Regions from separate parts of the Homo sapiens genome. Here region 2 is linked to region 1. A link is an interaction called in ENCODE POLR2A ChIA-PET data of the cell type or tissue named here. Cell type or tissue: PC-9. All regions are shown on one strand. Each heading gives the region's core, and the rest is flanking DNA. Links, peaks and the distances in the headings are about the cores only. Region 1 holds the start of IQCN (IQ motif containing N). Region 2 has its middle 8.2 kb from the start of REX1BD.

Region 1 (4,323 bases), core at 1-4,000:
TGAGACGGAGTCTCGTTCTGTCTCCCAGGCTGGAGTGCGGTGGCGCGATCTCAGCTCACTGCAAGCTCTGCCTCCCTGGTTCATGCCATTCTCCTGCCTCAGCCTCCTGAGTAGCTGGGACTGCAGGCGCCCGCCACTATGCCCGGCTAATTTTTTTGTGTTTTTAGTAGAGACGGGGTTTCACCGTGTTAGCCAGGATGGTCTCGATCTCCTGACCTCGTGATCTGCCCGCCTCAGCTTCCCAAAGTTTCTGGGATTACAGGCGTGAGCCACCCTGCCTGGCTAAATTTTTTTTTGTATTTTTAGTAGAGACAGGGTTTCACCATGTTGCCCAGGCTGGTCTCGAACTCCTGACCTCAGGTGATCCACCCACCTTGGCTTCCCAAAGTGCTGGGATTACAGGCGTGAGCCACTGGGCCCCACAAGTTTGTTTTTTTTTTTCTTTACAAGATGAGGTCTCGCTCTTGCCTTGGCCAGAGTGCAGTGGCAAGACCACAGCTCACTGCAGCCTTGACCTCCTAGGCTCAACTGATTGTCCTGCCTCACCTCAGCCTCCCAAGTAGCTGGGACCACAGGTGCACGCCACCATGCCCTACTAATTTTTATTTTTATTTTTTCTTTGAGACGGAGTCTTGCTCTGCCGCCCAGGCTGGAGTGCAGTGGCGCCATCTCGGCTCATTGCAAGCTCCGCCTCCCAGGTTCACGCCATTCTCCTGCCTCAGCCTCCTGAGTAGCTGGGACTACAGGCGCCTGCCACCATGCCTGGCTAATTTTTTTGTGTTTTTAATAGAGATGGGCTTTCACCGTGTTAGCCAGGTTGATCTCGATCACCTGACCTCATGATCCGCCAGCCTTGGCCTCCCAAAGTGCTGGGATTACAGGCGTGAGCCACCACGCCCAGCCGCCCTACTAATTTTTAAATAATTTTTTTGTAGAGATGGGATCTATGTTGCCCAGGCTGGTTTTGAACTCCTGTGTTCAAGTGATCCTCCAACCTCGGTCTCCCAAAATGCTGGGACTACAGGTATTGAGCCACTGTACTCGGCCTCTTTTTTTTTTTTTTTTTTTTTTTTTTTTTTGAGTCAGGGTCTCTCATTCAGGCTGGAGTGCAGTGGTGCAATCTTGGCTCACTGTAGCCTCCACCTCCTGGGTTCAAGTGACTCTCCTGCCTCAGCCACCAAAGTAGCTGGGATTACAGGCATTTGCCATCATGCCTGACTAATTTTTGTATTATTAGTAGAGACGAGGTTTTGCCATATTGGTCAGGCTGGTCTCAAACTCCTGGGCTCAATCGATCTGCCCGCCTTGGCCTCCCAAAGTGCTGGGATTATAGGCATGAACCATCGCGCCCAGCGTCCCCAGCATTTATTGACACCTAGTTGAGGCCAGCCCTCCAGTCTGATGGGGGAGTCAAGCAGGCATGAGCTGTGATGTGAAGGGCTTTTTCTAAATCACAGATCTGACTCCTTACTTGAAACCTTTTTGGAAAAAGTCCTGACTGCACCAGTCCCTGGGCTGGCCAGTGTCTCCTTTCAGGAGCCTCTCCACCCAAATTCCCAATATCCTGCCTTCCTGGCCTCAGGGTCTTTGCACGGCTGCAGCTGTAGTTCTGTGCCAGCTACTCTTCCCCCAGTCATGCAGCTGAGCGCCACCTCCCAGCCTCAGCTGCACAGTCCTCGGAAGCCTGTCCCTAGTAACCCTCAGGCTAGGCCAGCACCTTACTGGGCTCCTACGGTCTCCAATTGCCCTGAGAACTCCCAGTTTGTGTTTAGCTCGTTGACAGCACAGAAGGGACCTGTTCTGATGAAACATCCAAAGGATGAGCTGGGTGCAGTGGCTCATGCCTGTAATCCCAGCACTTTGGGAGGCCGCAGCAGGCGGATCACTTGTGGTCAGGAGTTTGAGACCAGCCTGGCCAACATGGTGAAATCCTATCTCTACTAAAACTACATAAATCAGCTGGGCGTCATAGCATGCACCTGTAGTCCCAGCTACTCAGGAGGCTGAGGCACGAGAATCGCTTGAACCCGGGGAGGTGGAGGTTGCAGTGAGCTGAGATCGTAGCACTGCACTCCAGCCTGGGCAACAGAGCGAGACTCAATCTCAAAAAACAGACAAAGGATATAAACCCCACCCAACTGCCATCTGCCATGTCCCTGATTTTGTCCAAAGTCACACCCACAGTATAGGGAAGGTTTTGGAGGGGGTGATCGCTGCAGAGGGAGGTCAGGCACCCCTGCTGGTTCTTGTCCCGGCAACCCCCAGCGGCTCCCCAAGGAAGCCAGGCAGAGGCTTCTGGGCCAGGCTGGCTTTGGCTGGAGCCAGCTGCACTGAGTCCAAGGTGCGTGTCAGCCTTGGCCCAGCCAGCGGTGACTCATGCTGGGCCCCAGCCCAGCCCCAGGAGGTGATCCAGGACAGCAGCCTGACTTCCCCTTATAGCGCTGCGGCTCAGGGTCAGTACCCACTTTTGCCGGGCCCAGTGGGGATCCCAAGAGATCAAGTCCGGCCCCACCCCAAGGAGCCCGCAGTCTCAGAGCCACACCCAAGACATCAGTGAGAACCCTGACTGGCCCGTTGCACCCCCTTTTTGGTCCCTTCCCATCTAGCCATTTTACAGCCTCAAATTCTTTGAGTTGTTTGTATCCCCAGACATGGGGCAAATTCCAGCATATAGTAGGTGCTCAGAAAATGCCCGTGGGATGAAAGACTGAAACTGCCTCTAGGTACATGGAGGGGGAGATTTGGGGTTCCCTCTGTGCTGAGAACCCTTTGTACTCAGGATGAGCCGGTGTAGGTAGCAACCACCATGACCTTTGGCCCTGCCCTGCATCCTGTTCCCCAACCTCTGGCTGTGCCTTCTAGAATCCCCACCCCCTAAGAGCTGCCAGGGATTGGCCAGAACTTGGCTTTGAGTCACAAAGCTGCTGCGGCACCAGGGCTCCAAGACTGGCCGTTCAGACTGCTAGGTTTAGCTTCAGGGGCAGGTGAGTGGGGCTGGTGGCTTTGGGGGCGGGTGAGTGGGGCTGGTGGCTTCAGGGGCGGGTGAGTGGGGCTGGTGGAGGACTTGTTTGCGAGGGTTCGTGGGGGACCCTGTCGTTCTCCTCTGGCCCCCAGTGCCTTTAGAGCCCTTCTGGGCCTTCTGGGTGACTGCAAATGATGGGTCAGCTCCTTGGCCCCTCACAGCAGGGGCTCTAGGGACCTCTAAAGCCTTGATGGTGGATTTGTTCACCTGTGATGGGGGACATCATGGAGAGCCTGTTATGTCTCTTTATTATTATTTTTTTAAATAAATAGAGACATGTTGCCCAGGCTGTTTTCAAACTCTTGGGCTGCAGCGATCCTCCCACCTTGGTCCCCCAAAGTGCTTGGATTACGGGCAGGAGCCACTGCGCCCAGCTGAGCCTGTTGTGTCTCTTTGGCAACCTGAGGATGGTGATCTTATGTCTTGTGACAGATAGGGAAATTGAGGCTCAGAGGGGTTTACTCAAAATTACCGAGCCAGTCGCTTGGCTTCTGTGTCCAGGGGGCCCCTGTTCCTTCTTCTCATCCCCCACAATCCCGTTTCTCACCCCTTCTGGTTGAGTTCCTCTAAAGAGCTGCACCGTTTGGTTGATGAAACCTCAGCCCCTGGAATGGGCCCATTCAGCTCCCAGAGCTGCTGTCTCCCGGGTTCAAGTGATTTTCCTGCCTCAGGAGTTCGAGACCAGCCTGACCCATATGGTCAAACCCCATCTCTACTAAAAATTCAAAAATTAGGCCGGGCAAGGTGGCTCACGCCTGTAACGCCAGCACTTTGGGAAGCCAAGGCGGGCAGATCACCTGTGATCAGGAGTTCAAGACCAGCCTGACCAACATGGAGAAACCCCATTTCCACTAAAAATACGAAATTAGGTGTGGTGGCGCATGCCTGTAATCCTAGCTATTTGGGAGGCTGAGGCAGGAGAATCGCTTGAACCTGGAGGCAGAGGTTGCAGTGAGCCAAGATGGCGCCATTGCACTCCAGCCTGGGCAACAAAAGTGAAATTCCGTCTCAAAGAGAATAATAATAATAATTAGGCCGGGCATGGTGACTCATGCCTGTAATCCCAGCACTTTGGGAGGCCGAGGCGGGCGGATCACTTGAGGTCAGGGGTTCGAGACCAGTCTGGCCAACATGGCGAAACCCCAACTCTACTAAAAATACAAAAGTTAGCCAAGTGTGGTGGCAAGTGCCTGTAATCCCAGCTACTCGGGAGGCTGAGACAGGAGAATCACTTTGAACCTGGGAGGCGGAGGTTGCAGTGAGCCAAGATCGTGCCACTGCACTTCAGCCTGGGCAACAGA
Region 2 (4,388 bases), core at 147-4,146, 310 kb before region 1:
GCTAACTGGGTGCTGGTCCCTGGGGGAGGGGCCCACTTTCAACTACTGCTTTATCACTAACCTATGGTATATCCTGCCCTTTGTAATCCCTTTTCTACAAACGAACTTCCATCAGTATATATATAGGTTGAGGTCAGGGTTGGCTAAGGGGACCTCTAAAAGATCCTTCTGGGCAGCATAAGTTTGGGTTAAGAGCTGCACAAGTGCGCATCTGAAGCACCAGTCCCTCAAGTAATAAGGCCTGGTACCTAAGTAGGCGATTGTCTGACAGCCACAAACCTCCTTTAGCAGTTAGTATGCCGTTGACATCGTGAATAGTCCATACAGTGATGTCTCTCCCTTGTATTATTTTGACAGCCTCTAATACTAAAATGGCCACTGCAGCTACCACCTGCAGACAGTGAGGCCAGTCCTTTGCTACCACATCAATTTCTTTACTCAGATATGCTACTGGCTGTATGGTAGTCCCTCAAGTCTGGGTAAGGACTCCAAGAACTATTCCCATTCTTTCTGTGACATACAAAGAGAAATTTTGTCCCGTAGGTAGACCCAGAACTGGGACTTGTGTTAGGGCCTGTTTTAGGGTTCTGAAGGCTGCCTCTGCCTCTGGTCCCCATTCTATCAAATGGGTATTAGCTTTTTGGGTCTCCTTAATTAGAGTGTAAAGTGGCCTGGCCATTTCGCTGTATCTGGGGATCCACAGTTGGCAAAAGCCAGTTATTCCAAGAAACCCTGTCAACTGTTTTAATGTCTGAGGGTGAGGATAAGCCAGTATAGACTGGATAGGTTTTTTGTTGAGAGCCCTGGTTCCTTTAGCCAAAACCAGCCCTAGGTATTTGACCTGCTGTAAACAAAGCTGGGCCTTTGATTTAGATACTTTGTAACCTCGATCAGCTAGAAAGTTTAAAAGGCCTTGGGCTCAAATGTAATCCCAGCACTTTGGGAGGCTGAGGTGGGTGGATCATGAGGTCAGGAGATCGAGACCATCCTGGCTAACAAGGTGAAACCCTGTCTCTACTAAAAGTACAAAAAATTAGCCAGGCGTGGTGGCAGGCGCCTGTACTCCCAGCTACTCGGGAGGCTGAGGCAGGAGAATGGCATGAACCCAGGAGGCGAAGCTTGCAGTGAACCGAGATTGCGCCACTGCACTCCAGCCTGGGCAACAGTGCAAGACTCCGTCTCAAAAAAAAAAAAAAAAAAAGTCTTGGGTAGCCTGATGGCACAGGGTCTCTCAACGGGAGAAGTAAGTCATCCATATATTGAAGAATTAGGGTACCTGGGTGCAAGAAGTGACTTAAATCTTGGGCCAATGCTTGGCCAAACAGGTGAGGGCTATCTCTAAATCCTTGGGGCAAGACTGTCCAGGTGAGCTGAGATGTTTGATCTGAGGGATCCTCAAAGGCAAATAGGAATTGAAAGTCAGGGTGTAGAGGGATACAGAAAAAGGCATCTTTAAGATTCAGGACTGTAAACCACTCTGCTTCTTCTGGTATTTGAGAGAGCAATCTATAAGGGTTGGGTACAGCTGGGTATAAAGGAATTATGGCCTCATTTATGAGCCTGAGGTCCTGCACCAACCTCCATTGACCATTTGGTTTTTGTACCCCTAGAATTGGGGTGTTACAGGTGCTGTTACAACTTCTTACTAGACCTTGGGCTTTTAAATTTTTAACAATACCTTGTAATCCTTTTCGAGCTTCAGGTCTTAGGGGGTATTGTCTTTGGTAAGGGAAAGGGGTGGGGTCTTTTAGTTTGATTTGGACTGGACAGGCGTTCTTTGCCCCTCCAAATTGTCCTTCTAATGCCCAAACCTCAGGGTTGATTCCTTCCTCAAGTAGGGGACAACAGATAGGTCTTTTCTTCCCTGTATTCATACAGATGATAGCTCCTGATTTAGCTAATATGTCCCTCCCCAGTAAGGGTATGGGATTCTCAGGCATGATGAGAAAGGCATGTGAGAAAATTAAGGTTTCCCAGTTACAGCTAAGGGGGCGGGAGAAATACCTGGTTACAGGTTGTCCCAGGATCCCTTGGATGGTAACAGACCTTGAGGACAGCCATCCAGGGCAGGACAGTGGAACTGAGAAGGCTGTGCCAGTGTCCAGAAGAAAGTCGATTTCCTGGCCCTCAATGGTCAAACTTACCCGGGGCTCTGTGAGGGTGACAACACGAGCTGGTGCTTGCCCCGGGCACCCTCCATCCTGTTGCTGGATCATCTGGTTGGGGACTTCTGGCCCAGAGAACCTTTGTCCTCTGGGACAGTGTGCCTTCCAGTGATCACCTTGGCATAGTGGACATGGGTGAGAGGGCGGCTTATTTCTCTTTGGACAATCTTGTTTAAAGTGTCCTTGTAAACTGCACTGATAATAAGCCCTGCTGGGTGATTGGCCTGCTCCATTTTTTCTCCTCTTTGAACCGCCAAGGTTTGTCTGAGGGCATGACTAAATCTGCAGCCTTTCTCTTATCCTGCTTTTCCTTTTCGGCCTGTTCCTCTTGGTCCCTATGATAGAACACTGAGGTTGCCAGGTTTAATGATGCCTCCAAATTTTGCTCGGCCCAAGGCTAACTTTTGGAGCTTTTTCCTAATGTCTGCAGCTGACTGAGTAATAAATTTGTCCTTTAAAATTAACTGGCCTTCGAGGGAATCTGGTGACAGGGGAGTATATTTTCTCAAAGCCTCCCTCAGCCTTTTGAGGAAGGCAATAGGGTTTTCTTCCTTCCCTTGGGTTATAGTAGACATCATTGAATAGTTCATGGGCTTTTTCCTAGTTCTCCTTAACCCTTCTAGGATACAGGTCAGTAAATGTTTGTGACTCCAGTCCCCATGATCCGAGTCAGGGTCCCAGTGGGGATCCATACTGGGGACTGCTTGCTGGCCAGTAGGAAACTGCTCTCTTCTGATGTCATTCTATCACTTACTTAACTGAGGTACCAGGTATCCCCAAACTCTCGGGCTCCTGTTAAAGCAGCATTCTTCTCATTAGAGGTTAGGTCTGATCAAGCAATAACATGATCTCTCTCCAGGAAAGGTCAAAAGATTGTCCCAGACCCAGCAGGCCATCTACGTATCTATTGGGGTCATCTGAGAACTTTCATCCAAGTCTGCCTTAATTTGCTTTAGATCAGAGAGAGAAAAGGGAACATGTACTCGGGTTGGGCCAAATTCCCCTCCTACAGCCTGAAGAGGACATAGCCAGGGGCCAGTGGGGTCTCTTGGCTCTCTGAAGGCTCTTTTATTTGTTCCCTTTTGGGCTGTAGAAGCCAGAGAGGGTTTGGCATTAGTAGGAGGAGCCGTGGGGAGGACTGGGTATGGGGGTAGAATTTGAGGACTCCCTGTGGGGTGCAGGTTACATGTCTTACACAATCGTGGGTTATCATCCCTTAATGAGAAAAAGGTCTGAACATATGGTACCTAAATCCACTTGCCTTCTTGTTTACAAAACAGATCTAGTTGCAGGATGGTATTATAGTGTATACTTCCCTCAGGTGGCCATCGTTCTCCTCCTGGAAGAGGATATTGTGGCCAGGCAGTGCTGCAGAAAAATATGAGCTGCTTCTTCAATGTCTGGGGATCAAATTGGTCCCAGTTATTCAGAATACACCTCAGGGGCGACTTCACTTTGGAGGGAAAATCTCCCATCTGAAAGGAAAGCATAGGGATGCCCGCACCCCTAGTCATTCCCAGTGGACACTGGTTCTAGCAGGTCCCCTACTGTTTTAGTGTCCATTTTCCAGGGTGCACAATCACCCATGGAACCCTGCTTATCAGATTTAATTGTGCTTACCGACGTAGCAGTTTCAACCACATTCTTTTCCCTCCCTTCTTAGCCACAAAGAAGGAGGCCAGGCTGCTGGGTTTAGCGGCCTCTTACCAGTGCGCCCGAAAGTTTTTGTTCCAGTGAGTGGGTTCTAAGTTTGGGGTGTATTCTTAGGTGGTTTACAAGGCTCCAGTTAGCATATTTCTGAGCTTGAAACTGCCCCAGTAAGATGAACTCCTTAAAGATTGTACATAGACATAGCAATTTTAAGGCGGGGGGCAACAGGGGATTGGGCCAAGGCTGAAATAGTGTCTCATGCACTACAGCCTTTTGTCCCCGCTTTCCATCTTAAGAATACTACTTTTGATCTCCCAGTCGATGGTCTATTATTTTACTTAACTCCCACAAATGCGAGTGGTACCCTGAGTGGAAGAGCTCCGTAGTTTGGATTGCTGATCCTAAACAAGAGAAATGATAGGTGAAATGGTTCCCAGTGAGGTGGGGACGACAGAAAGAGAAATGGCCTAAGCCTTCCAGTAACCATTGGCACACACTATATTGTCCTGGGTATTGCCTTCGGTGTCGAATATGGGGAACAGGTCCTGTATATTTGCATTGTTGCCCATCTAC

The links. Peaks named below come from ENCODE experiments on the same cell type or tissue, not always from the same donor. Only the 100,000 strongest peaks of a DNase experiment are listed, where the experiment ranks them.
Region 2: POLR2A ChIA-PET joins it to region 1 with 18 read pairs; 11 of 35 experiments call an interaction of 5 or more read pairs at or near these places.

The regions. Positions count from the first base shown.
Region 1 is chr19:18,273,064-18,277,386 of GRCh38, reverse strand. IQCN (IQ motif containing N) reads left to right here and starts at 2,935. Exons shown (of 4, transcript NM_001145304.2): 1 at 2,935-2,984. RefSeq lists enhancers at 2,311-2,430, 2,214-2,508. In PC-9, for the core only: no CTCF peak of the experiment used is centred there; DNase peaks (open chromatin) are centred at 2,366 and 2,836; H3K27ac peaks cover 1,383 bases.
Region 2 is chr19:18,578,433-18,582,820 of GRCh38, reverse strand. No RefSeq gene overlaps it. Among named protein-coding and RNA genes, the nearest start is that of REX1BD, 8.2 kb to the left of the region's middle. In PC-9, for the core only: no CTCF peak of the experiment used is centred there; no DNase peak of the experiment used is centred there.